Regions from separate parts of the Homo sapiens genome. Here region 1 is linked to region 2. Evidence: read pairs that join two places in POLR2A ChIA-PET (ENCODE). Cell type or tissue: PC-9. All regions are shown on one strand. Links, peaks and the distances in the headings refer to the core of each region. The heading gives the core; the rest is flanking DNA. Region 1 overlaps CMSS1 (cms1 ribosomal small subunit homolog). Region 2 overlaps CMSS1 (cms1 ribosomal small subunit homolog).

The links. ChIA-PET counts read pairs that join two places held together with the same protein. Peaks named below come from ENCODE experiments on the same cell type or tissue, not always from the same donor. Only the 100,000 strongest peaks of a DNase experiment are listed, where the experiment ranks them.
Region 1: POLR2A ChIA-PET joins it to region 2 with 5 read pairs; 3 of 35 experiments call an interaction of 5 or more read pairs at or near these places.

Annotation. Positions count from the first base shown.
Region 1 is chr3:99,857,329-99,873,772 of GRCh38, reverse strand. All of the region lies in intron 1 of CMSS1 (cms1 ribosomal small subunit homolog), which reads right to left. All of the region lies in intron 4 of FILIP1L (filamin A interacting protein 1 like), which reads left to right. The region is part of intron 1 of LOC105374010 (a long non-coding RNA gene); the gene reads right to left. Among named protein-coding and RNA genes, the nearest start is that of HP09053, 42 kb to the right of the region's middle. RefSeq lists a silencer at 5,334-5,628. In PC-9, for the core only: no CTCF peak of the experiment used is centred there; a DNase peak (open chromatin) is centred at 11,342; H3K27ac peaks cover 2,689 bases.
Region 2 is chr3:100,164,111-100,180,554 of GRCh38, reverse strand. It overlaps CMSS1 (cms1 ribosomal small subunit homolog), which reads right to left. Exons shown (of 10, transcript NM_032359.4): 5 at 14,161-14,220; 6 at 12,715-12,817; 7 at 8,656-8,716; 8 at 8,152-8,239; 9 at 4,140-4,228; 10 at 1-2,250. The coding sequence ends at 2,167. Among named protein-coding and RNA genes, the nearest start is that of FILIP1L, 58 kb to the right of the region's middle. In PC-9, for the core only: no CTCF peak of the experiment used is centred there; a DNase peak (open chromatin) is centred at 9,054.

The DNA of each region.
Region 1 (16,444 bases), core at 5,425-13,424, 310 kb after region 2:
AAGCCTTGACTTAATTTTCCGGTTCTCTTGCAGTTCCCATTAATTTGCCTTCTCAAAAGGCTGTAAATTTTGTTTAAGGGTTCTCTGCTGTAATTTCCCCTCCAAAAAAGTGCCTTTGGTAATAAATGGATTTTGAGATTTAAGAAAAAAAACTGAAAATGTAGGAGGAAGAATAAGATTCCAATAATTCTGCTTAGGTCATGTTCTGTCCATGTCTAGTGCTTCAGGGCAAAGTGAACATTTTACAAGGTGAATAGAAAAAAAACATACAGCCCCTCCTATTTAAAGGAAAAAGGAAGAGGGGCAAGAAGAGAACTGTTTATAAAAGACTGGATATTGTGGATGTAAGGCAATATTGGTCTCAACCTGCTTCAGGAACTGAAATGGCCCCATCTGTTGTTCACAGAGCCTGTCATCTTTGAAAAATCTAATACACCCTACCTTATCTGTTGGACATATTAATTTTAAACGATTTTAAGGTCCATTTAATTTGTATTTGACCATGAATTCAGCTTCAATTTAAACTGATTGTTTAGTTTTTGTAAATTATATTTAAATAAGGATTTAAAGATGAAGAGACACTGCATATGCAGCCAGCATCACAAACCTTCAAAGCAATATTTCTGTGGTTGCTGCTGTCATCACCACAACATTTTCTAGCCACCAACCCAGTCACTTATGCTTAAAGTGTGCTGCAATGACTTTTAGAACCTCCTATGGCTGGTCATTTTCTACTTAAAATGAGGTAGGACATTCATGTTTTGAGTCATTTTGTTAGGTACACTAATTCCTAGCAGATTATCACCAACACTTATCAGCCTTTGCACATCCCTCCTTTTTTTAAAAAAAAAAAAAGACTTGAGATTCTCCTTGACCTTCATCTGCACTAACATCGTCTCTGCCTGGGAAAGCTGGGCAAACAAAAATGGGAAGGCTTACCAAGGAAAGTCCCTGGTTTCTTTTTCAGATATGAGAAACACTCCCTCTTCATGCTTGTTCTCTGAGATGCTTTAGCAGATTAAGATAGGACAGCAGCAGTTTTAATTCTGAGCCCAAGAACGAGAACACATTAGCAGTATTCTTTTTCCAGTCTGACCGTCCTCACATTTCTATGCTCTACTGGCTCCAAAATATGATAAATTGTTAAGTATAGAATTTTTTTTAAACAAGCTTGGGGAATGATGTGTTTGTGGGGGCAGGCAGGGGAGCAGTAGGGAGGTAAGTAGAGGAGTAGATAGGTAAGTGTATGATTGGGACAGACAGGATGCAGACATACCTCAACTCCTTGTGTCTGTTTATGATAACTACTTATTCTAGCCTAAAGGAGTTATTATCAGCAAAAGAAAGCATACATTACATCAGAACAGCAAACATTCAACTATGAATTTGAGAAGTACCTTGATAAGGTACTTGACTATATGGAAAATGGGATACCCCAGGCCCCACAGTCACACACACACACACACACACACACACACACACACACACACACACACACACACAGTCCTGGCACAGAATATCCACAGAATTTTACAGCTGGAAGGGGCAATGGAGGTCATCTGATCCAAATGCCTCACTTTACAGAAGAAACTGATGTCCACAGTGTGACTTGCCCCAGAGACACAGCTATGCAGAGGTAGGGCCAGGGCCCCCTGCATTCTTGGGCTACAGCTCACCAGTAGTTTTTCCTTAATTAGTGCTAGGAAGAGAGGAGAACAGAAGCCCCAGAAAAAGCCTCAGTACTGTAGGTGTTAATTTAGATATAAAATCCATTAAAAAAAGAAAGTAGAAAGGTTCAAAGTTCTTAAGTATAAGCAATAAAAAAGCAAAGGATAAGGAAGCATTGTGAAAATCAATACAATTTAATCAGGCTACAACAACAGAAGGGAGGTGATAAAGGGAGGAAAGAGAAAATAAAAAATAAGTGTATTTAAAGGTCCTCCGGCTGGCAAATCCCACTCTCTACTTGGAAGGTGAGAGGTGCCCTGGAAAGACTGTGTACTCTGTGGTCAAAGACATTTGGGTCTGAACCACTAACTTGACAAATGACCTTCTATTAGTATCTTCCAGCTAAGCATTTTGCACTCCTCAGACGTCCGCAGCTAGCAGGATCCCTTTCAAAATTCAAAGTGACTCAATGCCTTCAAAACAACCTCCCCCAAAACTGCAGAGGAAGTCACCTATGAAGGCTACAAGCTCCTGGTGGTACTTACCCTGCTTTATTTTCCTTCAAACTGTGCACTGTGATGTGACATTAAATTACTCATTAATGATTTATTTGCTTATTATCTGTCTCTTGGACTATAAACTCCTTCAGGGTCAGTTTTACAACCAGCTTTACCTCCAGTGCCTAGGAAAGTACCGAGGTACAATTAGTAGGTGTGTTGCTGGGACAGAAAAGGTGTTGGATAAATATATGAACAAATTACAACCTAGAAGCTGCTTATTTGATACAAAAAAAAAGTGTTTCTGCAAACAGTGGGCTGTGGAGGGCCCCTTCTTCTAGATTTTGTTTAGGAGCTGAAAACAAATCTCAGCCACTACTTAAAGCAACCATATGGAAGTGACTTACAGAAACCAGTTAGGCTCAGGTTAAGTCAAGGCAGTGAACTTAACTAGAAACCAAGTTAGGCTCAGCTTAAGTCAAGGCAGTGAAATCTGCTTTGTATGGCAGTGTATGTTATATAGGCAGACTAAGTCAGATGCTTTTCTGCCCATCTTCATCTACCTCAGTTTAATTCCCTCCCCAATAAAATGAGACTTTGTATACCTGGTGAAGGAGTATCAGGTGAGTCACCCGGGGGCATGGAATGGCCTTCAAGCAAAATATGGAAGAACACAGTGCAGTGGTTAATGAAGGGTGGACTCCTCTGAATTTCTCTAATCTCTGTGCCTCAGGTGAAGGCCTGGAAGATGCACTTACGGGGCACAAATGGCTTATCTTTGCCATGCAGCAGACTGCCTTTTCCCAAGCATGTACTTCATTCCAAAGTTTCTGTGGGTAAACCAGTGTATCTCCCAGATTTTACAGAAGAGTGATTTTTCTTTAATTTCAAAGTTACTCCAATGTCAACCTGTGAAGCTAGCCTAGGGCTTATAATTCTCCTCAGCAGTAGCAAACATTTACTGAGCTAAGCACAAGGCATGAAAACAGGCCCAGCAACTAAGTTCACCACACACCATACCATGTCACTAACCCAGCTATAGCTACTAGCATGGACTGGTACCACATTAATGACAAGGACTAAGATCACTAGCAGCTCTTGGACAACAACTTCAATTATGGTCCCATCCCTGCTCTATTTTAATTGACTGGTAATGCAATGAAGGTAGGAGAGATCAGCTACACATAAAAACTAAGTAAAGATAAACAATGTGGGAGAATGCTTATAAAAACTTCAACAGAATATAGTCAATGGCCAACCTTGCTGAATAGTGACACTGAATTGACAGGGATAAATGTTAGTGTCTCAACGGTGAGACTAAAAGAGTAAGAATAATGGGTGGATAAATCAGAGTTCTACTCTTCTTAGCTCTGCCATCCATTTACTGGGTGAGCCTCCTGTTCCCTTGGTTTCTACAAATTACAAAAAGGGAACAATGTCATCCACCCCAAGTATTTCTCAGTACTCAATAAAGATTGAATAATGAGCAATAACCCTCATGGGAACTCTGATCAAGTAGAGAAGAGACAATATAAAAATAAAAGCTACTGATTATATCACTACAGAGACAAATTAGCTAAAGAAAATGAGGGTAATTTGAGGGAAAGAGTCCACATGTAAATGGAGAAAAGATGAACACAGCTGTAGCACTTGGGCCTGTGAGAGCTCCAAATCACTGTATCTAAAGCAGCCTCAAGGCTGAGGTCAGTCCTCTAAGATGGGCTGCCCTGACAGAAGCAAATCTGCCAGATTTATTGTGTCTCATGGCCCACCAGTCCTGGAACAAAAGTTTAAAGGTGAAATATGTTTTTCTCTTTCTTTTTAAAATGCTTTTTTATGTGAATCAAAACAAAAACAAATCTCTGAGCAGAGATCATAAGTGGAATGTAAAACATCACATTTGGGCTCGCAAGACTTAAGTGTCTGCCTGTTAAATTTGAAGAAAAGGAAGGAGTTGCCTGGTCCAGGAGCCTAGAGAGAACATGAGAAAGTTGCTGGTTTCTTGCTGAAGACAAACACCCATTCAGTGAGATATTGTGGAAGTCCCTTAGTCTTAACTTGTTAGTCTGTTAATTGGGAATGGCAGAAGAAGTGAATTACTCTGTGGAATTTTGTGAAAATGAATCCACTGCTGCTAAAAGGAAAATTATCTACTTTTCAAACACTCATATTATTAAAATAAATACATTATGTTTGAAGTCGCATATTATTCTTGAGGCTTTCAAATAAAAGTGAGAGTAACTTTGCCAAGTGATTTGGGGCTCCACTAATCTCCCCCCAAATTCTGCCCCATAAAATTCTTTTTACAGTTCAATAAAATTCATTAGGCTGAACACAGATGCAAAGAATCACAGGCAAAGTTAAGATTCTCTGGCCAATTTTCCCCATCTGGACTTTAATTAAATTTGTCTCCAAGTGAATTCTTCTCTTCACTAAATGGTTCTCCTTCCAGAAGTGACAAGAACAAGAGGAACAAAACTCTACTTGTCCTTCTTCCATTCTAATAACAAGTCATTCTGAGAACTTTAGGTACCACTCAGCCTAAGGGATGGTTATACTCCCCTAGGAAGTGGTTCTTTTTACCTCTCTATCATTTGGTCAAGTATGCACAGAGTTCAACCCATATGAGGGATACAGAGGTATTATTCCTTTAAGGAGCTTACAGTTGGCTTAACGGCAAAAGTAATATACTAAAACAAATTAGAAAGCAGTACAAAATAATGTAGAATATTTAGGTAATAAAGCTGTAAGGGCTGTGGGGACTTAGAAAAGGAAAATCAGCCAGGGTTAGACAAGTTAAGAAACATTCATGGAAAAGATGGGAACTGAAATGTAAATGGAGATGACTGAATGCAGCATTCCAAAAAAGATGGCAGACTTATTCTTCAGAAGTCTATTATGAAAGGAGAACCTGAGGTTAAAAGACAAATAAGGCTTGTGCCAAGATCAGAGCACCCAAACTGTAAGTTTAAAAACCCATTATTTGGCCTTCAGAACAACCTGGACTTATGCAGAAAGGAAGGCAGCTTAAAGTAACATCACTTCTTAACCTGAAGCTTAAACGTGATGAAGCAGTTGGCACAGTGCCAAACCTATAGCAGCTACTGTTACTCTTCTGGTTATGCTAGTCTATCCATAGGGATGATGCTCCTTCATCATCTGGTGCTGCTGGGCTGACATATAGGGGGCTGTCTCAGGCCAAAGAGGAGGTCCTTTGTAGGATGCAGTCATGAAGAATTCCTGTTCTCAGACACCCAGCTGTGAAGTGGAGTAAAGGATTAAGCTTGTTGAAGATCTGTCTCTAGCGTGCCTAACCTTAGCCACTCTGTAAGGAGAGGTTACCCTTTACCTTGATTTCCCTGCTACAAGGCAGTCCCTCCTGTGAGAAACCCACAAGAACTTTCCTAAAAATGTCTTACTCATCTGAAGTAAGAAACAACTTCCTGAGCAGGTAAAGGACCGAAGAGAGCTGGTGACTGCAAAAGGCTTAAAAGCTAGTTTGGAATCTCCCTGTTTTACCATGCACCCACAAAAAACAAATCTGTAAGACAAATCTTTACAACCTGGGCTAAATGGCTTATATCAGATCCTAGCCACAAACAATAAAGAGTCTCTTTTGAAATTAACAGTCTAAATACTTTTTGCCTAGGTGTTAATTTTTCAGTTTAATTGTACTTTGAATTTAGTATAACATTTTAAGTACTTATTTGCTTTTACAGCATACTTACAACTTGTGAACTACAACAGACTCAAATAAATCTGAATCCCATGGAATTCCAATTACGGTTTTCCATTCTTTTGAACCATTGAGACTTGATGAGCCATAAAATCTCTTGACATGTGAATTTGTATACAGTGTTATATAGGAAAGAAGGGAGGAAAGGACTCTAAAGATTGTTGGGAGTATTTATTTTGTGGAACTGAGATTTGAGATTGCCAAAGGCTTTGTAGACCTTAGAGACAAAATTGCACTGCTCTTCCCATGTTGCAGCTAAGGTGACAAGCAGATGAGGTAAGGTCAGATAGTTAAGTCACTAGCAGATTTTGGTCCAACATTTCCTGTCCATCAGATATGTGGCTTTTCAATTGTTTAATACCTGGGGTTCTGCTTTCTTTGTTTTTAGCTGTGAATTAGTAAACTTTAAAAAGCGATGAATAGTGAAGCCAGAGCTTTTTTCAAAAACCTTTTTTTCAGCTACTAAAACCTGAGATAGTTTGCCTTCTCTTAAAATTCAAATCACAAGGTAAGATATGGTCAGGGCAAAAATGGATGGTATTCAAATAGCACATACATGAGGTATACTATAGCCATTTCTTTAACTGCCACAAACAGAACATTTCTCACATAGATAAACTAAATGGGTGAAACTCCTGCTCAGGGACAGTATAAGCAGCAGACCCAGGGCCAAGAGAAGTGGGGTACAGTCATTGCTCTCACCTCTAGCAGATATGCTGTTGACCACTGTCATATTTTGATGGAATTACTCCTTGCTATGCAAGCTTAATATCCTCTAGAACATGTTCATCTTAAAAGAACCCAACTTACAGGAAAGGAAGTATGATCAGACTGTTTATGCATTTTCTGTCTTCTCAGTATTCAGAAGTTGCTGAAAAGGAAAACATAACCCAAATGCTCTGGACTTACAGTCAAGGGAAAATTAAACAAGGCTCAGATAACCAAAATAATTTTAATTTGTACAAAGCATGCAAGAGGACAAGCAAAACACAGACCACAAGAAAAATGGTCATTCATGTTCCAGCAGATTACAGAATAAAACTTTTCCACCTGTCTGTAATTAGAGATGGCATATGGCCCAAACTCTCACTTTGCAAAAATCATGGAAAAGATATAAACCAATCATCCTCAGGAACTAGGAAGAGTGGGTAAAGGTAGAAGTAGGATGCTCACTGTGGCTCATGATTTAATTGTTTACTCAGCAGGAAGCCAAGCCACACATTAACCCTCATCCTCTAACTGCCTGAACCTCTAAGTACTCTTAAATGTATTAAATTTCCCTATTTTCCTTGCTCCTTGTTTACTGATTTATGACAGCTAAAATCGAGGACCCAAAAAAGTCCTCTAAGGATCAAAATGTTTCACATTTTATACTCTTCAGGCTGCTATCCATCCTGTTTCTATGGCAAACTGTGACTTCAGTAGTCACAGTAAAACATAGGCATCTGTTGTTGTGGTTTCTAAATTTCTGAAGTTTGAATTTCCCACTAACAAGTTAGGAAACGTTTGGTTTCCCAAGCATACCACTTTAGCCACTGCCTCTGTGTAGGCAGCCAGACTACAAGGAGGTGAAAACCAGTGAACTTATCCATTCTGGTACGTGACTGGCCCCTGCTTTGGCTTTTTATTAAATGTGGTGAACTGAACAACAATTAAGGTAAGAAAGCCACATAAAAAAGGAAAGCCTTTAAAAAAAAAAACACAGGCTTAAAAAAAGTTTTAACTTTTTGCTCAGAATAAGTTCTGGAAAAGGATACATGCTTTCTACAAAGGAGAGAATAAAGGAGAGAATAAAGGAAAGAAAAGCAGCCCAACGAAGAGTAGAGGTTAAGAGAAGGAATCATATTAAATCCTCCAAAATGCCCACGTGCAATATCTAAGTGAAAATAACCTGTGACCTGGGAAGAGAAAAAAGGGACTAATGGAGGTTAAAAACAAAATTTAACAGCTACATTGGAATGATTTTCTAAAGAACCATTCCTGGATTCTTTAATCTGCTAAAATACAAAAGGATCATTGAAATATAAATGGATTGTGAGCAATAAAAAAACATATAAATATTCTTAATAAGATAAAATACATACACACATATTTCTAAGGATATATATATATATATTTATTATTATGCCCTTGAAGTCTGTCAGAGAAATGGCTGCCTGTTAAAAATATTTTCCAAGAACTTTAGGTTCCTTGAAATGTTCTATGGAAATGGTATTTATGACAAACCCACCACCTCTGGGGAACATGAGATGTTATTACTGGCAAAGTCACAATTTTTTAAACCATCCAAAAATAATTATGAATTTATGCCAAATGACGAAACTTGCTATATTATTATAATGACTAAGAGAATATTTGCTAATGTCTCAAGATCAAGGCTCAAAGTAGCCATGAACCTATAGGAAATACTGTGACACAACACTGAATTGCTAGTGGTGGTGATTTGGGATCTTTGACAGGCAGAATATTACAGCACACAAATTCACTGGAGAGGATGGCTCATGAGATATAATATATGAGATAGGAAGTGTGGATGTATGTAATGGGGTGAGAAACAGGATTTGGAGTAAAAACTACACTGGCATTCTGGCTCTGCCAATTACTCACCAGGACCTGTGGCAAATTAACTTTTTTGAGCCTCAGTTCTTATTTGTAAAATAAGAAGACGGTAATACCTGCCTCCTATGACTGTTTGCAGGACTAACACGGTACATGGCATATAAAAATTGTTCAACTAGCTGTTATTCCTAGACTATAGAGAGGAGGGCCTACTATATGTCTATTGCTTAGTTATACCCATGCTTTCAAATATGGTACCTATTTCAAAAATAGAAGAGGTATTTGTTCAAATATTTATTGAATACCAATTAAGTACCAGGTACTGTTCCCTACCAGAAATATAGTATTAAACAAAATAGACCAATGATTGACTAATCATTGAATGAGATGCGTGTGTGCGCACATACACACACACCATTACCTGCATGTAGTTTACATTCTAGTAGGAGAGACAGTAATCAATAAATACATAAAATATAGTATGCCAGATGGTACTAATGAGGTGAGGGGGAATCCAGTGGTTCCTGGGGAGACAGCGAGCACAAAAGCACACCATGCCGTGTTCTGTTTGAGGAATAGCAAAGAAGCTGGTGAGTGGGCAGAGGAGCAGAGTGAGCAAAGAGGAGAACAGTAGAAGGGGTCAGGGAGCCAAGTGGGTGGAGCAGAAAGCATGGGAATGAACAAATGAACACCAAAAACATGGTATGGGATAAGAGGAAACTCTTCTGAGGTCAACATTTTTTGTCTGGGGTTTCCGGCATGTAGCCTGGTTGTTAGGTAGAAAGAACACAGACTTCGCAGCCAGTGAATTTTTATTCTGGTCTGTTACCTGTACTGTTTGGAAAATTATTTAACCTCTGTAAATTTTAGTTTTTTGGTTTCTCCTCCATCTGCAAAATGAGAATAATAATACTTAGCTCATACAGTTGCTATAAGTATTAAGTGAGATCTAGTGGCACAGAGTAGACCTTCAATATGCTTGTTTCCTTCTCTTTATAAGCCAAGTCTCACACTCTAGTACCAGTTCCAGGGCCACCATAATGATGGCCTTGCATAGTATTAATCTGCCTGGGCCTCAGTTTTTCAACTAAGAAAATAAATGCATGTGCTCTACACAGACATTATAAAGATAGATATACAACACTCAAGCTGTTGTTATAAGTCAAATAATCTTACTGTTACAATCTATCTTAATAATTTCAAAACAGCAAAAGTATATGTCTTCCATACCTCCTACATATTAATTCCATTAAAAATAGATCCTACAAAGTTTAATTTCTTTAGCATGAAGTTGTAAAGATGTATTTAGCAACCATGTTTATTTTTATTCCCTTTTCCTGCTCCTGCTTAAGAACACTGATCCAATGGAAAGATCTCCAAGAAATGTTTGGCTGCAAAAAACAAGATGCTGAGGAACAGTGTTTGTAAGCTACTTTTGTGTAAAAAGGGGAGAGCATAAGAATCTTTATTTATGTTTGCTTATGTACTCATAAAGAAACTCTACAAGTACATAAGAGAAACTAGTATCAGTGGTTACAGTTGGGGAGATGAACGATGTGGTAAGAGGAAGACTGTTCCTAGTATACGTTTTAATACACACATTTTGAAATATGTGTCAAATATTTAGGAATACTAATTTAATCTAAAAATCCATAATTGAAATTTAAAGAGTTAAAAGTACACAAAATAGACTGAAAAATTAATTATCCAACAATATGAAAACCCCAAATGACCTATTTCTCAGACAACTAGGGTATCTTTCAATCTGCTGCTTTGTATTTTCTTCTGAAGAGTCAAAAAAATTATAAAATATCCTTAATAGTCTACTTGACATTTTTGACTATGGAAACCAAGCCCAGGAATAGTATATACAGTGTACTAACCCAGTCAACCCACCCAGACTTTGAGTCCCCACGTACAGGAGTCCCCAACCCCAGGGCCGAAGACCAGTACCAGTTTGAGGCCTATTACCGGGTCACATAGCAGGAGGTGAGCAGCGGGATGAGGCAGCATTACTGCCTGAACTCTGCCTCCTGTTAGATCAGCAGCAGCATTAGGTTCTCATAGGAGTGTGAACCCTATTGTGAACTGTGCAGGTGAGGGATCTAGGTTGCATGCTCCTTATGAGAATCTAATGCCTGATGATCCGAGTGGGACAGTTTCATCCCAAAACCATCCACCACCACCACCCTCTCCCATGTCCATGGAAAAACTGTCTTTGACAAAACTGGTCCCTGGTGCCAAAAAGGTTGGGGACCGCTGCCTAAGTAGACCAAGTCTATGAGTATCTAAACCCAGCAGACAAAGTACACATTCACATCCAAAAAATGAAGAGCAGGAGTAAGATGAGCAGAGCATCAGTGAGGCTTTGGGAAGGTCAACTATTAGCATCCATTTTGATATGCTGGCATTTCATTGGATATTGGACATTCACAGCATCATTCTCTTCCAGGAAGGGAGAAGAGCTGTGGAGTAGATCTGTGAGCAAAAGAGAAATGGAAGACAGTGGCTGATCCCAAATACATTTGAGTAGCAGATAATTAAGAAGAGTTATACAGGCCAGAGACAACGAACACAAAGAATCTAACAGTCTACCCAAAAATTATGCCCTAAAACAGTGACTTCTCAACCAGACTCAATTTCTCTGCAATGTCTGGAGACATTCAGTAGTTGTCTGGAGACATTCAGTAGTTGTCACAACTGAGCTGGAGGTACTGTGTTGCTCCTGGCATTTAGTAGGTAGAGATCAGGGATGCTGCTAAACACCCTACAGTGTACAGGACAGCCCCTACAACAAAGAATTAACCAAAATGTCAACAATGCTAAGGCTGAGAAACTCTGACCTAAAATGACAATCATTATGACTAACCATGTGCATAGCTGAAAAGATCCATGAAAAGCCTTAAAATAGATCGCAATAAACATTATGTAGTCATATCTTTCATTCCAATGTGATTTGTGCTATTCTTCCCCCAGCTGACCCCTACTTTAGGTCAGCTCATTGTGACTGACGTTGTCTCACTGTGTTGTCTCACTGTCCTACTTTTTTTTCCAATATGCCAAGCAAGTAGCACTTATTTTTATTTGATTTGATTTTTTAAATGAAAATTAAAACTATATTTAGGGCCTATAACATGATGTTTTTATATATCTAGATATTGTGGAATGGCTAAATCAAGCTAATTAGCGTATTTGTTACCTTACATACTTATCATTTTTTTGTGGTGAGAACATCTAAAACCTACTCTTTTAGTACTCACCATCCTACTTCTAATGAGAACGGACATGTATTGTGCCAGGCACTATGATAAGGACTTTTTGTATGGATTGTTTTTTATTAATCTTCAGAACAACCCTATTGTGAGGGAGGCTCTAATATTATCCCCATTCTACAGATGAAGAAAATGAGACTTGTAGGGAGGTTAAATTGCTTGCTCAAGTCACACTAGACAGAAGTTGGAAAGCCGGGATTCAGCTGCAAAAACTGAACTCCAGAGTCTGAATTTCTCGCTCTGCACTGCCCTGCCCTGCCTCTCATAGTTTTCCACTGTCTCGTTCCTATTGGTGCTTCGGTACTAGAGAGTGTACATGCTGTCAGTCATTCCACCTGCCCTCTGCCACCTGCACTGTTTACTGCAATCTCTTGCTGGGGGTAATAGGGAACAGGCAGTAGGGAAGACATTATCCCTGTCTTAAAGAAGGCTACCTTGGGCAAACAGACAAGATACAGAAGAACGCAGATCACAGAGAGTACAAAATCAACTGCAGAGAGTGGGAGGAAGGAATGGAGACAATGATAAACAATGAAAGCATTAGGAACCTGAGGACAAGCCCAGGAGGAGCACCATCACAATGCTAGGTGTAAAGGCAGCTCTGTATGCCATGAACTAGGAGGCACTTTCAGGAATACACACACATCTGTGATAATACAAGGCATCACATGCTGAGTGGCTTTTTGGATACTTCTCCCTAGAGGGACAGGGCAGCCAGGGGAAGGCATCATGGCTGTGGAAGGCCCAGGTAGGCTTTGGAGGATTAAGGGGACATCTACCTGAAACTGTTAGTCTGACAAAGACCTAAAGTCTTAATCTGTTGGAAGACAGGTAATTTTTTTTGGGAGGGCGGGGGTGTATTAACAATCAAAATGGAAAGTATGGAAAAGAGGAAACTTTGATTTAAGGGATCTTTTCTAAATAATCAAGAACCCCAATTCAGAGTGGTGGTGGGAGCAGGGGGTGGGGGAGGAAAACAAAAAGAAAAGTGAGAAAAATGAGTAGACTCTCTAGCACAGCAGTGTATTCACAGTAATTAACTTTTTAAAAGCTCCTTCTTGATAGATGTCATCTGAGTAAACGGCATAAAGAAAACTTCATTTGAGTAGGTATTTTTAATAAGAAAAATTAAAAGAGTGATAGGAGAGGCACAATATTCACGGTATTAAATGAACATCCATTGTCCAAAGGTTCTTACTAGAAAGCTCCCTAACAATACAGTACTGCAGAAGTCAAAACACATTATTTAGGCAGTAATTATCCTGGTACAAATTTACATGTGCTGTACTTGTTGTCACTCCCCTGTCAGTTCCAGTTTCTTCTTCCAGGTCTAGCCTGAGCATCTTTTCAAGTCTCCACCTGGCCCTTTCATAGCAGCATGGACAGTGTCTTTTCTAGCCCAGAATCATGGGCACCTCCTTTGTTCTCAAGATGAAAATATTCTCCTTGTAGCTGCCTAACTACCCAAGTTCTGTGCCTGTGGACCCTCAGACTGGCCTTTTACTTGTTCTGGAACCTCACCTTTCAGAGACCCTTTTTCTCAGTTACTTTGCTCCTTTTTCTGCTCTTAAAAGAGTGAGATTTGCCTCAATTCCAGTCCTTGTGCTCAATTTGAGGATTTCAGTACCGCTTTTTAGAATCCTGATTCTCTGCTAAAAGCTACCAAGCTCCTTATAATTAATGGGTCATTTGACTATTTCCATCTTATTTCACTTCTCCTGACCTCTGGGGGGCCTAGTAAGATTAATCGTTCAGGTGATGAAGAGTAATGACTAACAGTATACCATTTTTACCATATATTCCTCTGACACCAAGCTAAAGCCTCCTTCTTAACTTCCTGCCCTAATTCTTATTTCACAATGAAGGAAAATAGTATTAACCCAAATTGCTGGGTCTGGACCCATTTATGGTATCTCTAAAGGATCTCAGTGATGATGACAGGATCTTCAGTAACAAGGACATAAAGCAGACATAGATGTACACTCATATTCAACTAGCAGATGCCAAAAAAAGTGTTACTGTTCTACTGATCTTGCTGACTAAGTCAAATGAATTGTACATTACATTATGGCTATGGTATGCTGTAGCTGTAATTTTTAGAAAACCTTTGACTTGTGAAATACAAGGAAGCAGCATACACAGAATAAAAAAGACGGGTCACAGCTATTTTTATGAGTGCTCTTAAAATTTAGACTAAACAGTGAAAAGTCCCATAGAAAAAGCAGGGAGGAAAGCAAGGAAACATAAATTATAGGCCTGATACCAAAATTTATCTCAAATAAAGAAGCTTTCCAATAAATTCCATGTAATTACTCTGCAAACTGCTAGAAATCCATGGTTATTTAACCATGAACACAGCTACTATCAACGCAACACAGTTAAAATTATGTATTAGACAAGAATTGCTAAAAGATAAAATGGGATATAATCATAATCAGGCTATCAAAGTCTAGCTGTGAGAGCAGATATAAAAATAAATAAAGGAGTGTGATGTATGCAGTTTTCTGCTTAGTAATCAACATATTAAATCAGGAAGAAAAAGTAATGTATTAAACTAGCTCTGGAATAATGAGAACAAATACAGGAATTTAAGCCCATCAAAATGAAGTTACATACTTAGGACTAGGGTGACTGTTACACTGTTTCAAACATCTTAAGACCAAACAAGCTTTGGTATCATCATACTATTTGGTTGTTACTGGGAGAATACTGTAAGTATGATCAGACTGATCTGTGCAAGAATACAGGCAGGTTTTGGGGAAAAAAGAACTGACAAATAGCAAGTACAGTGCCTTGCACATAGTAGCTGTCACTGTATTTGTCTCATCAAGGTCTGAAATGAATTAAATGTCAGCTGAACTGCATAGCACTATGGATGGACCCATTTATAAAAACCAGGCAACTTAGTGGTTTCCATACTCTTATTTCAAATTGGAGTTTCAAACAAAACACAATGTCTTATGAAAACAGTTTTGTCATTTAGGACTTTTCTGTGGACTGGGAGAGAACATTTGAAGGCAGAGAATCTCCCATCTATGTTTGACGGTTAGCAAGTGACTGGCTTTATTAATGATGGAAACATCAAAGCAGTGACTAAGCCAGTGAATTGGGGGACTTCATCAGGATGAAGCAAAAGGCTGACAGAAGAAGCACAAGGTGACAGCCCAAACCAGACGCTTTTCCAGAGAAAGACAAATTTGCCACTGATGTTTCAACTGTCTATCCTCTGGAGTAATGGTTCTTAAAGTGTGGCCCCCTTTGAGAGTGAAGAAGATATCTTCATAATAACACAACCTTTTTCTCTCTCATTCTCTCAGAAGTGTATATGGAGTTTTCCAGAGGCTCCATGACGTGTGATGATTTCTCTGACAGCTAATGGAATGTGTGAAACAGATCTGAGGATACAGCTGTCTTCAATTAAGCCAGACATTAGTTGCAGAAATGTAAAACAATGCAACTCTTCTCACTAAATAATTTTGTAAAAGTATTTTTTCATAAAAATATGTTATTTAGCAGATGATGGATTTATTATTATTTATTATTTTTAACAAATGATTTTTTTTAAATTTTATTTTTGAGACAGAGTCTTGCTGTGTCGCCCAGGCTGGAGTGCAGTGGTGTGATCTCAGCTCATTGCAACCTCTGCCTCACGGGTTCAAGCAATTCTCCTGCCTCAGCCTCCCAAGTAGCTGGGACCACAGGCACGTGCCACCATGCCCAGCTAATTTTTTGTATTTTTAGTGGAGACAGGGTTTCACCATGTTAGCCAGGATGGTCTCGATCTCCTCACCTCATGATCCGCCTGCCTCAGCCTCCCAAAGTGCTGGGATTATAGGTGTGAGCCACTGCATCTGGCACTAATGAGTATTTTTAAAATCTTAGTTTGAATTTCTAATACAGTAAAGAGATAGATACAGCCCATACACTCAAAAGCTCTTTAGGGTCCTCAAAATTTTTTGAGTGTAAAGGGGTCATGAGACCTAAAAGGTTACGAACTACTGCTCTGGAGCCTTTACTGAATTGTGCTGGAACTATCTCCTTTTTCTTTCCTAATTAGCCTATAAACACTTTGAGAATAGGATCCTCTATCCCCTGTTCATCTCAGGATAGCCTTAGTACTAATGATTGTCTTTGTTGTTTGTATATTAAATGAATAAAAGTCTTGCCATATTCATAACATCAGAAACATTAAATTCAAGATTTACATAGTGAACATAGTGAAAAATAGGTTTCCTTAAAGAGACAGATGAGAAGCTAAGCTGACTCTGAAGTTATTCTCTATTTACAGGCTGATTTCTGAAACTAATAGAAACAATACAGTACCATTAATGGCTTGTGGAATTCGTTTTATTGCTTGATGATCACCCTAAGTTTATTTCTATGGACCAAGCATCTGAAAAACTGCAAAACAATCTGTGAAAACAGAAACATAATTGATGTTTTAGGGTGGTCAGATTATAGATATTTCCTTTCCACTGTCACTGCTGTTGATACAATGTTGCTTATGTAATAAACAAACATATTTGTCCAGTAGATCTCTGGACTCTGAGGAAAACATAAAATAGTCACTCCTTTGTTAGCAGAGTTGATAAAGCCAAAGGAGACTGATGGGCTAGGATGTGGACGTTTACCACCTAACCCTGTTCTCCTCAAACAAGCAAGCACATACAGTTCTAATGCAGGGATCTGAAGAAAGGAGAGAAGGACCTGTT
Region 2 (16,444 bases), core at 4,811-12,810:
CTTTAGCAGAGACTGGTGGCATTGTGCCCCTGCTTTAGGGATCTGTGTAACTTTGAACTTGGGAGAGATGACTTAGGGTATCCGGCAGAAATTTCTAAGCAGCAAAGTGTTCAAGAGGTGGCCTGGTTGCTTCTAAAAGCCTATGCTCATTTGCATAAGCAGAGATAACTTATATTTAAAAGCAAAGCAGAGTATAAAAGCTTGAAAATTTGCAGCCTGACCATGTGGTAGAAAAGAAAAGCCATTTTCTGGGGAGAAATTCAAGCTCACTGCAGAAGTTTGCACAAGAGGAGCCAAATGTTAATAGCCAAAACAATGGATAAAATGCCTCCAGGGCACTTCAGAGACCTTCGTGGCAGCCCTCCCCAGCCCCACCAAACAGGCCCAGAGGCCTAGGAGGAAAAAAATGGTTTCGTGGGCTAGGCCCTGGGCCCAGCTGCTCTGTGCAGCCTTAGGACATGGCAGCCTAATTCCCAGCTGCCCCAGCTCCAGCTGTGACTAAAAGGGGCCAAGGTACAGCTGAACCATTGCTTCAGAGGGTGCAAGCCCCAAGCCTTGGCAGCTTCCACGTGCTGTTGGGCTTATGGGTGTGCAGAAGGCAAGAGCTGAGGTTTGGGAGCCTCTGCCTCAATTTCAGAGGATGTATGGAAACGCCTGGATGTCCAGGCAGAAGTCTGCTACAGGGGTGAAGCCCTCATGGAGAGCCTCTACTAGGGCAGTGCAGAGGGGAAATGTGGGGTTGGAGACCCTACACAGAGTCCCCACTGGGGCACTGCCTAGTGGAGCTGTGAGAAGAGAGCCATCATCCTCCAGACCCCAGAATGGTAGATCCACTGACAGCTTACACTGTGTACCTGGATATGCTGTAGGCACTCAACACCAGCCTGTGAAAGCAACCATGGGGACTGTACCCTGCAGAGCCACAGGGGCAGAGCTGCCTAAGGCCTTGGGAGCCCACTCCTTGCATCAGAGTGGCCTGGATGTGAGACATGGAGTCAAAGATTATTTTGGAGCTTTAAGATTCAAAGAGTGCCCTGCTGGGTTTCAAACTGGCATGAGGCCTTTAGCTCCTTTGGGCCAGTTTCTCCCACTTGGAATGGGAGCATTTACCCAATGCCTGTACCTCCATTGTATCTTGGAAATGACTAACTTGTTTTTTATTTTACAGGCTCATAGGTGGAAGGAAGTTGCCTTGTCTCAGATCAGACTTTGGAGTTGGACTTTTCAGTTAATGCTGGAATGAGTTAAGACTTTGGGGGACTGTTGAGAAGGCATGATTGTGTTTTGAAATGTGAGAAGAACATGAAATTTGGAAGAGGCCGGGGTGGAATTGACATGGTTTGGCTCTGTGTCTCCACCCGAATCTTATGTTGAATTATAATTCCCAATGTTGGGGGAGGGACCTGGTGGAAGGTGACTGGATCATAGGGACAGATTTTCCCCTTGCTGTTCTGCTGTTCTCATGATAGGGAGTGAGTTCTCACAAGATCTAGTCGTTTAAAAGTGTGTGGCATTTCTCCCTTCACTCTCTTGCTCTCTTGTCGCCATGTGAAGATGTGCTTGCTTCCCCTTCACCTTCTGCCAAGTTTCCTGAGGCCTCTCAGCCATGCCTCCTGTACAGCCTGTGAAACTGTGAGTCAATTAAACCTCTTTTCTTTATAATCTACCCAGTCTCGGGTAGTTCTTTATAGCAATGTGAGAATGGATTAATATACCTGCCACCCTTTTTGCTGGGACCATGCCTCAGAGTTTACAAATCTGCTCCCCATGTACTATCTCCTGGAATCCTCAACAATGCTGTGAGACATTCCCACTTTGAGTTGATAAGATGGGGCTCAGAGAGGCAAGACCTTACGCTTGCCTAAGGTCACCCAGCTGCTCTTTCCTTTCTCCTGCACAGTTACATCAGAAGCCAGTTGGTGACAGAAAAACACGGTCCGCTCAACAAGGATCATACACAAGCCGGTGATACTTTATTATATAAGAGAGTTGTCAAAAGGACAGTTTCATTTCTGTTTCAGAATCCCCACATTCCAGTGATCCATCTGTTGACACAATTAACATAAACTATTTGCTGATATTTACTGAGTGCTTGCAATGTATCAGAGTCATTAAATAAGATGCAACTTCTACTGTGAAAACTGGAATCTTCATTAGGACACAGACTTAGAAAAGGCCCAGTTTCAAGGATTCTGACTTGCACAGACTGAGCACTCCCATTTCCAGAAGTTCGAATACCTCCTTTCTTATCTAAATGAGAGAAAAGGGGGGAAAAAAAGATTAAGATCAAGCCAAAATGGTCTTGGTGAATACATTCAACCATCAGGACTCCCTGATATTTACCCAGCTGTTATGGCCAGAATCAGAGAGTGCAAAAGTCCTAACACACATTTGATTCAGAGTTGAAATTTTTAAAATTATTATTATTATTATTTTGAGACAGAGTCCCATTCTGTTGCCCATGCTGGAGTGCAGTGGCGTGATCTCGGCTAACTGCTATCTCTGCTTCCCAGGTTCAAGTGATTCTCATGCTTCAGCCTTCTGAGTAGCTAGGATTAGAGGTGTGTGCCATGATACCTGGCTAATTTTTGTATTTTTAGTAGAGACAGGGTTTTGCCATGTTGGCCAGTCTGGTCTTGAACTCTTGGCCTCAAGTGATCCACCTGCCTTGGCCTCTCAAAGTGCTGGGATTACTGGTGTGAGTCACTGTGCCTGGCCTATTATTATTATTGTTTTGTAGAGACAGGGTCTTGCTTTGTTGTCCAGGCGGGTCTCGAACTCCTGGCTTCAAGTAATCCTCCCACCTTGGCCTCCCAAAGCACTAGGATTACAGGTGTGCACTGCCATGCCTGGCAGAATTAAAATATTTATATAAATGAAGGAGGAGGTACTATATAAAACATTAGTTTCATTAAAGTGCCCTTTTGTTTGCAGCCATTCAAAATAAAATGCTATACAAAGGTGTTTCAAGGACTCCACAGTGTGCTTTCTGTAAACAAGATTATATACAATAGTTCAGTATAGGATTTTATTGCCTTAGGATAACTGCTGAGAATGACAGCAACAGAATAAAAATAACTATGGGTGACAAGATGTTTTTGGACATTTCTCATTATTAGAATTAGAAACTTAGTAGATTAGTCAAATTTAATATTATAACTGAAATAATCAACTATGGCCTCATGCCTGATATCAAATTTGTTAAACCAGTTTTAAGAAACCAGTCAAGTCAGGGGACAAAATGCACGACTGTGTATGTGTGTGTGCATGTGCGTGTGTGTAACTGAGCAAATTGTTTTTTAACCTGAACTGATGTCTGAAATAACTCACTGATCAATTATAATCAGGTTTGGTCAATCTGGAGATATAGCTTTATGTGATAAATTAATTCATTCAGCATGTTTGGAAGAGTATTTCCAAGCCTCTTTGATAGTTACTGCCATGATTTGTTCTTGGTTAGTGACTGGTAATCATTTTTTTTCCTAACAGCTACTGTGAAGCATCAGGCTAGATTGAAAAATTAGCCCCATAATAGCGTGGTAGGTGGCAAAGTAATTTTTTCACATTATGATGATAATGGATTGTTTTTAAAAATATATAATGAGCTAATACTGTGCCCATAAATGCATTCGGTCATTCAATTCTGATCAACTGAGACATCAAAAAATTTCCCCACCCCATGAACCAAAATATCTTTCTAAATTAAGTAAGTGGGTTCTTGGGAATCCATGTGGAGATGCTGGCAGAGGCAAGTTTGTACCCCTGCTCCCCTAACCCGAGCCAAAAGTGCACATATAAGAATGAAAGATAAAGACGAGTGTGTCTACAAAGAAAGGCACAGGAGAAGTGCAGGTCCTTCAGATCTTCTTGTTTCTCAAAATGGTCCCTAGTGAGGAGAGGCCATTGGTCATTTAAGGAGCAACAGAGCTGATTCCCATGAAACACATGGAAAGGATACAATTATGTGTAAGGGGATGAGGTGGCCTCTATAATTATAGTTAGCTCAGAGTTAAAAAAGATAGAAATCATTTCAAAATCTAACATGTGCTGGCTCCTCATGTCAAAGACTTTATTACTGTGTTTGAACCAAGTTCAAATAGAGAAAAAATGATTAAAGGCAACTGCTGGTTACGTGGTACCTCGGGAATGTCCATCATTCTCCTCAACTTCTGATCTCTCCAGTTCCAGTCAAAAACCAGAAATTTTAAGGGGCTCAAATTAAGGCCACCTGAAAGAGACAGGAAGAGAGTTGCTGTAGTAAAGACCTCATGACATAAGCTTATTAAAATGATTTTTTATTCTCCGGGTTACTTTTTGTCTCATATGTTGTCCTCTCCCCCAGTAACTAATCTCCGCACATTAAGTGCTGCCCTTCCCTGATGGAAAACAAATGCAGCACTCTGAGACTTGCTCTTCTTATCATCTCATCACTCCTCCTGAGGAAAGCAGAGAAACTGCTCTTGCTAAGCTCCTCAAATGCTCACACGCTGGCCAGGCATCCATTTCATGAAGCCCCAGAGGCTATAGTCTCATTCCTGACAGGGATTTGCTAAGTTAAATCCCGCAGTTTGGGGTAGTTGCCTTTCAAAGGAGTTGAGTCCATGGAGTCTGCAGGGCTCTCAGGAGGTGAGTGGGGAGAAAGATGAGGACAGGGTTGGGTGGTTCCTTTTAGGCAGAAAAGGAAGTTGAGATGAATAGGCTCTATTCAGCTATCCTTCGATGAGGTTGGTAAATCACTTAATGACTCCATTCTCTGCTTTCCTGTTTGTCTAGAAGACAATTATGGACTGTGAGGGCTGAAGGGGACCTCAGGGAATGTGTAGTCCTCAGATGTCTCACAGTTGGGCATAGAGTCAGTTCTTGCCTCTGCTCCAAGCTGTTCCACGTCTCTTGTGTTAACAGTACCTGCAGCCTTCCTCTCCTGTGGCACTTCCCCTCAGCTTTTCCCTGTAGTATTTAAATATTTTCCTCTTTGCCCCTAATACTTGTTCATGCTTTTTATAATTCAAATGCCTGTTATTAAAAACTCTCTGCAAAATTAAAATAAAAATAGTGAACTGGAAAAGACAATGAGTTGATCATCAGTCTTCCCTTAATATAACTGCTCTCAGGAAAGCAAATAGGTACAGCCTCTCTGGAATGAAACTGAGCATAATATTATAACAGCTTCAAAATGCTTTTATTTGATCTCAAATTCCTGACCTCAAGTGATCTGCCCATCTCAGCATCCCAAAGTGCCGGGATTATAGGCATGAGCCACGGTGCCCAGCCAAAATGCTTTTATTTGATAAAATAAATTTCCTTCTATGACATATCCCAGTGAAGCATCAGAAACATAAACATAGCTACTTGCAAAAATGATCATTGCCACATTATTTATAATAGCAACAATTTAGAAACAACCCAAAGTCTACCATAATAGAATTGCAAAAAAATAAATTTACAATAGAATATTGTAAATAGTGTAGCTATACAAATGAAAAATTAAACGTGCTTCATGACAAGGAAGGTAAGTCCTCATGAGATATAGCAAGTGAAAAAGGTAGGTTATAAAGTTATGAGATGCAGTATAATCAATCTCTGTTGTATAAAAATAAACATACAAATTGTATAGAAAAAAGACTCAAAGGAAATACATTCATTATTAACAAGAGATTGCTTCTAAAGTGACTTGTTTTCTTCTCTGTACATTTTTGCATTTTCAAAGGCTCCTATAGTCAGAAAATCCCCTTCATTACTAAATTAAAACAACACAATTGCCTGTAATTGTATACATCCCAATGTCATGGGATATCTTTCAATGTCTGAAAACTCTCCTTATATATCAAACGTATAAACATCTTATTAAGTCATAAACAGCTACATATATGCTATTGGTGTCACTCTGTTAGATTTTTCACTTTTAGGGTGCTGGGACTATTCTCTTTAAACACTTTGTATGTAGGCAAATACCTGTGGTTAATGAATATGAAACCATTCATCCAATTAGAATCAGATGTAAAAATTATTTTCATTAATATTTTTTTAAAAATCGCCCTTTAAATGATTTTTCCATATGAAATAAGCCTTCATATTGAGGTCTCACAACTCTGTAGAGATCTGATTTCAATAGTCTGGATAGCTTTGCTTTTTCTCTTCCTCTCTTTCTTTTAAATACAGAGAAGAGTAATCCTGTTGCATGGGGTGGGGGCTGGGGAAGTCTGGTGACACACAAAAAAATCTGGATTCCAGGAGGGGCTGGTGGTGAATCTTTAGCTAAAAGCTGTTAGGGAGGCAGGAACCAACCTGAGAGTCCATCCTTAGCTTCTGATACCCAGCCAATTACTCCCAAATCTGTGTCTCATAGAAGGCCTTGGTGCCTCTCATCTGTTCCTTAACTTTCAAATGCCATAGGATGTCCACAAGACAAAAATCCAAACTCCTCAGCTTACTGTTCAAGGACTTTCCTCAAATTTCTTTCCAGTTACATCAGCTGCTACTAGAGCCCACGAAGTTTCCAAGCAAGAAAGTTGGTCTCTTTAATAAATAACTAATATTTGTTAAGTGTTTAGGGTGTGACACTTACTGTGCTGAGCTCTTTATTGGCATTTTGTTTTTATAACAAACCTCTAAGTAGCTACTATTACTATCCCTGTTGTTCGCACAAAGAAACAGGCTGAGAAGGGTTAAGTAACTTGCCAAGGTCACAGAGCTGGTAAGTTGCTAGACCTGGGATTTGAATCTGGAGGTCTGAGTCCATCACAGGGGCTCTTAACTGCAACATTGTTTTACCTCCTCATCAATTCCTTGTGATATACCATGTGCATGTGCCTGCTTTCTGAGAATCTCACTGGGCTGTTCTCCCATTCATGAATGCTTCCTCTGACCCTCCCGGCCTATTTCAATCCTCCCCACACTTCAAAGATCAGTTAAAGACCCTGCCCTGCAGATTCAGGCCAGCATAACTATCTCTTTCTCATTTCAACTCTTGTAGGACTTAGAAGTGCTCATTTGGCTCTTGGCATTTACTGCCTCATGCTATCGATCTCAGTCTATGTACACTTAGTTCTTCAGCTGGATCAGGAGCTCCTTGAGGGGAAAAGGCTCTAGAACCAGGAGAGCCTAGACTGACAGACCTTGGGGAGGGTGACTTAACCCTCTGAGCTTCAGTTCTCTCTCATAAAAAATAAAAAGGCTAGCCTGTAAGGATGCTGTGAGTGCTAAATGAGGTAACATATGTAAGGGTGTCAAGCGTAGCGCTGCGTACAAGTAGGAACTCGAAAGTGTTGTTTCCCTTCCTTGTCAGGGGCAGCCAAATTTGTTAGTTGTTGGTATTTGTACAAAACTCTGCATATAGTGGGTTCAACTAACCCTGGATGATTTTCATCTGGAGAGAAACAACAGTAGTTTTAGCTTTTGTTGCTCCCTGGCAAATGACCATCTCTATAATGAGTTACTACACTGATGAACACATTACTTTTAGATATATAAAATAATCTGAGAATAGCTCCAGACAGTTATTTAAAAAAAAAGCTCTATTATATAATACATAAGTAATTTGGAAATAAGTATTGAAAAGAAATCATTCAATCTGCCTGGTAGGTAGAAGAGGTAATAAGATAATTGGCAGGTTAGCAGGTTCTTAGGCTACTGGCTTTGAGAAAGTTGGCAAACTATAAAAACCCACCAGTGGATGTTGTCTAGAATACTTTCTGTAAAGCACTAAAAGAGAAACACATTTGGGAAGAACTATTATGGAATGCCTGCATTACATTCATGGAAACTACGTTTTTTGTTTTAGTATGTTTTATATACCAGCCCTCAAAATGGGAGTCTCCCCAAGACTCAGTGGAGTGACAGGGAACTGCTCAACTCAAGCAGTGGCTGCACACTGGTGGAATGAAGGCTATGTGGAACCACTAACCTGCTTATAGCAGCTGGAATTTGACTCTGTTTAGGTGGGCACACGTACTTCAGTTTGCCACAGTCCTTATCATTCCCTATTGTGCTATACTTGCTGGTTGGTTTCAGAGATTAAAGGCTGAGTTTCCAATTCCTGAATTAACACAGAGGTCTGGTTTTTGTATATCCTGAATTTAGTTTCTGAGACTCACATGTAGGTAAGGCAAACTCCCAGCCCTGGGCAAGAGTATCACTGCCCTCTTGTCATACCTTGTTTAACAAGTTCTTTAATTCTCCCCGGAGTTCCTACACCCAGGTGCACCACACGCTTCTCCAGCAACTTTACCTGCGCCTGGACCTGTTCCAAGATGAAAGAGAAGAAAGAAAAGGAAGTCATTAAGAAAGTGCTATCTTACACCAATTTAGAACATTTTATCTCAAAGTTAAGAAAGTGAAATACAAATGGAGCTACCCTTGTGTAGGGTCGACTTCCAGGGCAGAGATGAGCATATCCCTAGAAAACTGGTAATCTTCAAGGAATCAAAGGGTCAAGCCTCAGGTTCTATACAGGGACAGAGCATGGCAGTAGCGACTGCCATACTGGGGAGGTAGGTATGCAGAAGCATAGAATTTAAAAAACCAGAAAAGTTGTTAAATGTTACATAAGGAAGGAACTCAATAAAATATGTGCTAAGGAGATTAGGAGAAGAGGTTGAAAGGAAAAAAGCTGAGGTCTGGGAGAGGCCTTTAGGGATCACACAGGCCCTTGCTTACCTTTATGTGCTTTGCAAATAATTTTATAACTTTGCCGTCTCCTCTGAATGCTGTCATCGACCTAATGAAAAGAAGCAGGTGAATGCTTAAGAAAACCAACTCATTCTAGGCCACGATGACTACTTAAGTATTATGTCTTGCTTTATTCAAAGGATGTGTGCATACGTGTGTATATATGTGCATATGTACATACAAATTCTGAGATTTGCAGGTTAGCCAATCTTTGCAATGAGAGTGGGGTGGCCTTTTATTCAGGCACATATCTGGGTTGGCTTTACACTGCCATACACAAGGTCAACCTTACTTAGGCTTCCTTGATTACTGAAACACATGACCTGCCTTTCATTTGTAATACAGAATTCCTGTATTTCAGGTCCCTGGCAGAAAATTCATCTTCCAACTATGCAGTGCAGTTCTCATACAAAATTTGGTTGCAAAAGATATCTTGGAGCGGTGATGTCAGCTCGTTCTCTGTGGAGCCAAGGGCATCTACAAAGGTCTGCCTGTGGTGGCCATGAGGGAAGCCAGGAGATGAGCTTGAAAGGGGGAAGAGGGGGGGCTTCTATCCTTCTATCACAGCTGTCCTTTCTTATCTACTTTGTAGACTAAATTCCTCTATAAAATTTTATAGGTGGAAATGAAGCTTCAGCCAAAAAGCAGGAAAAGAAGGAAGGAAGGAAGGGAAAGAGGAAGCAAAGAAGGAAGGAAAAAAAGTAAGAAGAAACCACTGACACAAAGGACTGGCTGAATTAAAGCTATGAGGGCAGGGGGTTATTGTAAATGAGGTGATCTGGGAAGCAGGGGTGAAGACTGAGGGGCACTTGAGAGTGATGCCCCCCGTAAAGGGGTCAACTAGTGCTCAGCTTTGCCAGTTATGATGATGTGAGACTATGGGCCTAAGACTCTCTGATTTTTAGAGAAGCCAGAAATCTAGATTTTTATATGTGCAATCTGATTTTAAATATGGGCAAGTCACTCACAAATTTTTTAGGTGCCAAACACTTGTAGGGTAAACTTAGCCTTTGAGTTGTCACTTTACAGTCTCTGGCTTACACCAGTAGGACAGGCAGTCCATTTAGTTTCTAGGTAGTCAAGAAGCTAGATCTATCTACAACAATCCAGACCACCAGCTCTGAGGGCTGAGACGGCGCTGGTGCACCTGCCGTGCCTGCCTTTCTACCTCTACTTTGGCATCAGGTCCTCAGCTGGCACCAACAGCTGCTCTATAAACAGCCACATAACATTATCTGTCCAGGGTTTTTGTTGTACAGATGATACTGAGAATGCTGCTGTCACTATGTCACAGAGGGGAAAACTATTTCTCAGGGAACTCTTTTTTTTTCTTCTTAAACCCACAGAATGTCATCAATCTGGCAACTGATAATGTTTCCCAACAGATCCTGGCTGTTGGAAAGTGCAGGCCCCCAGTTGGGGCCACCTTTGCAACTGCACAGGGATTTATCGATGTGATTTTCAGCACCATTTCTAGCTCGCTTCACCTAATTTTCTGTTCTTTATTTTTTCCTTGCTTCTATTTTCACAACCTGTTTCTCATTTGTTCAATGTATTTCTATATATCATCTATATTTGAGGACAGACCTAACATGGGTTTTCTACTTTCCTTCATATATCATTATTATATTTTGAGAAATATTGACCTGTAAAAACATATGAGTTTGCAAAATAGTGAATCATGCTATACAAGTTCTGTTGCCTCAAGTTTTTACTTACACATAAGCTTTCTCCATGGCAAGGTTAACCAGGAAGACAATTTAAAATAAGTCATGGCTCTCAATAGAACAGATGTTCTTATAAAAGTTAGAATTATTAAATATTAGTCTTTATGAATAGGGCTTGTTGTGCCTACTCAGAAATCACCTTTTGTAAATCACCTAACCTTGAAATGGATCATAGTATTACTGGGGACACAAAAAAATACTGCAAATTGGTAAATGAAGTGTGACAACACAGTACTTTTATGCCCTCAGTAAGGAATTTATGTATAACAAAAGTTCAAATCAATTTGATAGCTTTATTTTAAGAGTCCACCTCCAGGCCACACTCTTTGCCCTTAGCATCTGAATGTGAAATGAGGTAGTTTTTAAAGCACTGAAAAGTCAGTGTGAATTCCCATGATTTCAGGACCGGCAAGTACAGCTGCCCGGAAGCAGTTGGAATCTTCAAGATAATTATGTTTAGAGCAGAAAAAATGGAAAGAAACACAAGTGTTTCACTGGGAGATTATATGCTACAATTTAATGTGTGTGCATAATGTGATACAATTTAATGTGTGTCTCCACTTCAGTGGAGAAAGGAGGGTTTGAAGGACTATTTCAGTTTAACAACTACTTTTCTAAATTCATGATTAGATTAGTTCATTTAGAAAAAACAGATGTAAATAACTATTGAATATCTAGATTTGCACCTTAGTCTATTTGACCAAGTTCCTCTTTCTTCAGGACTTGGATTTTCCTTTGTTTTGTCTCCTGTCAAAGCCTGGCCCAGAGCCAGGCTCTCAGAGAGAGCTGGTCCTAGCAAATCCCATCTGACTCTCACGGCTCTTCTCTGAAAGCTGAATATTACCACTGACCAGTGGAAGCCTTTTTGTTTATTCTACAAAAACAATAGTAAATGAAAACGTATGTGCAAGCCCTTAGTAAAGCACTGACAAATTATCTTTAAAACATAATCTTTACCTTTAAGTTTTTATTCCATTTGGAATTTATCTTGTTATAAGTGAGATATGAATCCAACTTTATTTTTCCAGATGGCTACTCAGTTGTTCCAACACCACTTATTAAACAATCCGTCTTTCCCTACTGATTTCTGATTTGTCACCTTAGGCATATGCTACATTTTCATATGCATTTGGGTCTGATCCTGAACTTTCAATTCTGTTCCACTCATCTGATCTGTCATGCATGTGCCAGTTCCATACTGTTAATTATTTTATTGAGACTTCAGAGTGCGTGTGTGTGTGTGTGTATATATATGTGTATATATATATGTGTGTGTGTGTATATATATATATATATAATTTGTAATCTCTAGGAATATAATCCTCTCATTAGTATTCTTTTTCAGAATTTCTTTGCCTATTTTTAGTTGTATATTATCCCATAAGAATTCAGAACTAGTTTATCCAGTTAAAAAAAAAAACAACACAATTCTATTGGAGTTTTACTAGGAATGTGTGAAATCTGAAGGCTACCCTGAGTAAAACAGACATCCTTACAATATTGAGTTTTCCTGTTCAAGAATATGGTATACATTTTTGATTGTCCAAGTTTTCTGCATCCCTTAGATGATGTTGTCTGTACATAAGTTTTGGTAAGTATATTCCATGGTATTCTATCTTTTCTTTTTATAATGGAGATGGGGTCTTATTATGTTGCCCAGGCTGGTCTCAAGCTCCAGGGCTCAAGAGTTCTCCCACCTCAGCCTCCCAAAGTGATAGGATTATAGGCACAATCTGCTGTGCCCGGCTTCTGTCTTTTCTTGTTACTATTTTAAGTCAGATCTTTTCTTCTAACTGGTTGTTTGGGGTATGATCTGGCTTTTACCCTTGCTCTCTATAATGTGTGCTCTCCACACAGCAGCCAAAGTGAACCTTTAAAATGATGATTCAGATCAAGTAAGTCCTCAAAATCCTATAATGGCATCCTATCTTGGGGTCTTTTGTGCTTACTCTCCCCTCTACCTGGAATGCTTTTCTTCCAGATAGCTGCTGGGCTTTCTTCTTCACTTTGTTCAAGTCTCTGATCAAATTGTCATCTCCTTAGAGAAGCTTTCTGTGACCACCCTTTTAAAAGTAGTCCTGATCTACTTATATCCCTTTGCCATGCTTTATTTTTTCCTTACATAACTTATCAATGTACTTGACGTTATAATGTATCTTCATTTGTTTATTATCTGTCTCCCCCACTGAAATATAAATTCCATGAGGGCAGGGACTCTGTTTTGTTTATTGCTACATCTCCAGCACATAGAACATAATAGCTTGGCATATATCAGTTATTCAGAAAACATTTATGATATGGAATAGGTGAACCTTCCAACCTAATGAGCTCCAGGGCTCGGACGGCCGAGCTGCAGATGATCAGCATCAGGACCGATTTCTTCTCACTGTGGTTCTTCCTAAGTTTTACCCACTTAGGACAAACTGGAAAAAAGAACAGAAAACAATTATTTGAAATATGGCAAAACAGGGCACACCTCCCAAGTTGAGCATTTCTTCTTTGTTGAGTATTTAAACAAAACAAAATATAGTAAGCATGGTTCATTATAATTACAATTGTAATTCAATTTTCTGGTTATTGTAAATATTAGATTAAAATAAAGTATCATTAATTTGTAACACAAAACAAACATACCAAGTCCCTAAATGTGACTAATTTTAAAATTAAGTAAAAAAATTTGGAATATTACATTTTTGATATTTTAATTTAGGTTTGATACTTGAAGACAATGTTGATTAAATAGGAAACAAATGCTGATTCAATCATGTTAAATTTTAAAGGGACATTCAACATAAGATATAAAATGGAACAAACATTTAAAAACAGCAAACATTTACTAAATACTGACATGGTGCTAAGCACTTTACATACATTTTCTTTTTAGTTCTCATAATCTAGTGAGTTTGATTCTATTATTACCTAGATTTACATTTTCTGAATTTGAAGCTGAGAAAGGTTTATGAACTCAAGTTGAGTGTCATCAGAATTGCTTGTAGTTTGAAAGAAGAATGGAAACTCCCTATATCTAAACTATTTCATTGCTGGCCATGAATAAATGAACAGTTGATATGAATAATTTAATTACTGCTGGCTACATATAATACATATTGAAGGGCCAGACACAGTAGCTCATGCCTGTAATCTCAGCACTTTGGGAGGCTGAGTGGGGAGGATCTCTTGAGCCCAGGAGTTTGAGACCAGCCTGGGCAACATAGAAAGACCCTGTCTCTACCAAAAATAATTAAAAAAAAAAAATTAGCTGCTTGTGGTGGCACACAACTATAGTCCCAGCTGCTTGGGAGGCTGAGACAGGAGGATCGCTAGAGCCCAGGAGGTTGAGGCTCCACTGAGCTGTGACCAGACCCACTGCACTCCAGCCTGGGAGATGGAGTGAGACCCTGTCCCTCTCCAGCCTCCCAAAAAATAAATTTTGAAAAGATAAAATTAGATTGACTTCACAATAGCCATGGTCTGAGTGGTAAACATGCAAACAGAATTTCAGAATCTCACAGATGGAACACATATCACATAGTCCATCTTCCTTATTTTTCAGATAGGAAATTAAGTCCAGGGGAGTACTCAGTGACTCGTCTCAGGTCAAACAGCAAATTGGTGGGGGACCTGGGACTAGAACACCATTCTCTGGATTCCTAGAGCAATAATGGCCTAATGTGTTATAAAACAAAAACGAGACCAAAACCTAAATTCCCAAAACCAGAGCAAAATAAGAATGAGTTTAAATAGATTAAAATCAGAGTTTACTTACTTTCTTTTAGGTATGAGGAAAGACTGTGAGTCAAATCATTGGCCTTGAGGAAACAGGAGTCTAGAAATATAATAAACATGCTTTGTAGATAATTTTGTAAACACACACACAATCAAAACAGATTATATGTGAGTTATGAGTGATGTATAAGGTTGTAAAATATTAGTGAATTGGGGGCCCATTTTATATCTTAAAGTGTTGCCTATATTTAAAATAACAGCAGCAGCAACAAGTAAACTTTTAACCTGTCACGGAGCTGCCCATAATTTCTTAGAGCAGTGAAATAGGAGCTTCTTACATCACTCAGCAGATTTATGAAGCAACTTTATTTTCCAAATCCATAAAATAGGGACTACACAAATGCAAAATGAAGTGGCTAACAAATCTATGTAAACATGTTGAAACTCACTAGTTATCAGAGAAGTGCAAGTTAATATAATGAGCATACTTTACACACTCATTAGAATGGCAACTATTAGCAATATGTATAATACCAAGTGTTGTTGAGAATGCAAGTTGATGGAAACTCTTGTGAACTGTAAGTGGAAGTATAAACTGGTATAGATATTCTGGAAAGTAATAATATTAATATGTATATACCCTATAATTCTATCATTTCAATTCAAGGTAAATAATAGAAAGAAATTCTTGCATGGTCTATTAAGGTACACACACAAGGATATTCATCCTGACATTATTTGTGATAGCAGGGTGCTTGAAGCAACCTAGGTGTCCATATCTGGGGAAATGGATGAGTATATGTGGTAGATGGAAACGCTGGAATATTATGTGGCATTTAGAAGCAATGAACTAGATATGCATAAAATTACTTAGTCATATCTGGAAAAAGTGTCAAGTGAAGAAAGAAACAGAACGAAAGCATTAGCACAAAGCCATTTTAGATACATTTTAATATGTATATACATACACAGGATGACATATTTTATAAGAATATATATATATTTTTAAAAATTCCTATCATATGAAAATAGAGTTTGGATTAGGGAAGAATGAGAATAATGTCTCAAAATACAACACAACATAACAATACAATAAAAAACAATATAACACATTAAAATAAAACAGGGGCTGGACTGATCAAAATGAAATTTATGTTGTGACCCAGCACATATAACTCATTAAGTGAGTAATTCAAAGCTGTTTTCTCCTATATTGTTGTGGAGCCTTTGGTGGTCTTTATAATGTCCCAAGCCTGGATATGATCAGACTCACCTGGAGAACTGAAGATACAGATTTCTGGGATGAAGTCTCTTTTGCATAGTGAATTAGAATCTCTTGGGGGTGGGCCTGGGAATCTGATTTTTAAGAAGTTCCTGGGTGATTCGGTTGCAACTAGCCTATAGGCAATTAGGAATCACTAATCTAAATCACACTGCAGCTCTCAGGAGACAGCAGAGAAGTTAATTAGCTCCGGGTGACTCCAACCTTGAAATCCTAATTAAGTGCCCATGTGTATGACATTAACAATGTACAGTGCACAATATTAATTGAAAAGACATGTTCCTGCCCTACAGACACAAACAACCTCAAATCAAAACCAAGTCAGAGGCTCGACAAACTAAATAGGAACAGTATGTTATTATTTATATCTACCTTATATGTGTATATATAAGGGGATTTATGTCCCTCCTTGAGCCTATTCCAAATAACCCACTGTATCTCCTTCCCCACATCTAGCTTAGATCTATTCTCTGTCCTTGGTCTCATCAGTGTAGTGACCAGGGCCTGTTCTCTCAAACCTTCCTCTGATGTCTCAGTTTATTGTGTCTTAAATGGCCTAATTTTTTTAACTAAAAATAAAAACCTGTCCTTTTTGGTTATAACGTTATTTCAAACATATTTTCCTTCCTCCCCAAACCATGACCACACATTCTTGCCTAACTATATTACTGAACTCTAATAAAACAATAATACCAAACAAATTCACTATGGAACTCAAATGACTCCTTAAAAGTTTCTTCTGAGCTTTGACTCTCTCTAACTCCAGAGAGGAGCAAGGTTTACGATGTTCCATGAGGTTACAGAACAGCAGTGGTCCCACTGCTCACAAATCCTTCCTAAGTTCAAGTTGCTCTAACAAAGAACTAGAATGGAAAACTGACCATTGAGTCACAGTAAAAATTAAACTTCAGTTAAAGCTTCAAAAGTGGTTTTGTTAGAATAGTTCCTGTGATAGTGCAGTCAGGACATAGTTTTCACAGCAGAGGCCGTGGTGTGCTGAGAAGAGTGGATTATAACTGCTATTGGAACTGTCTGGGCTTAG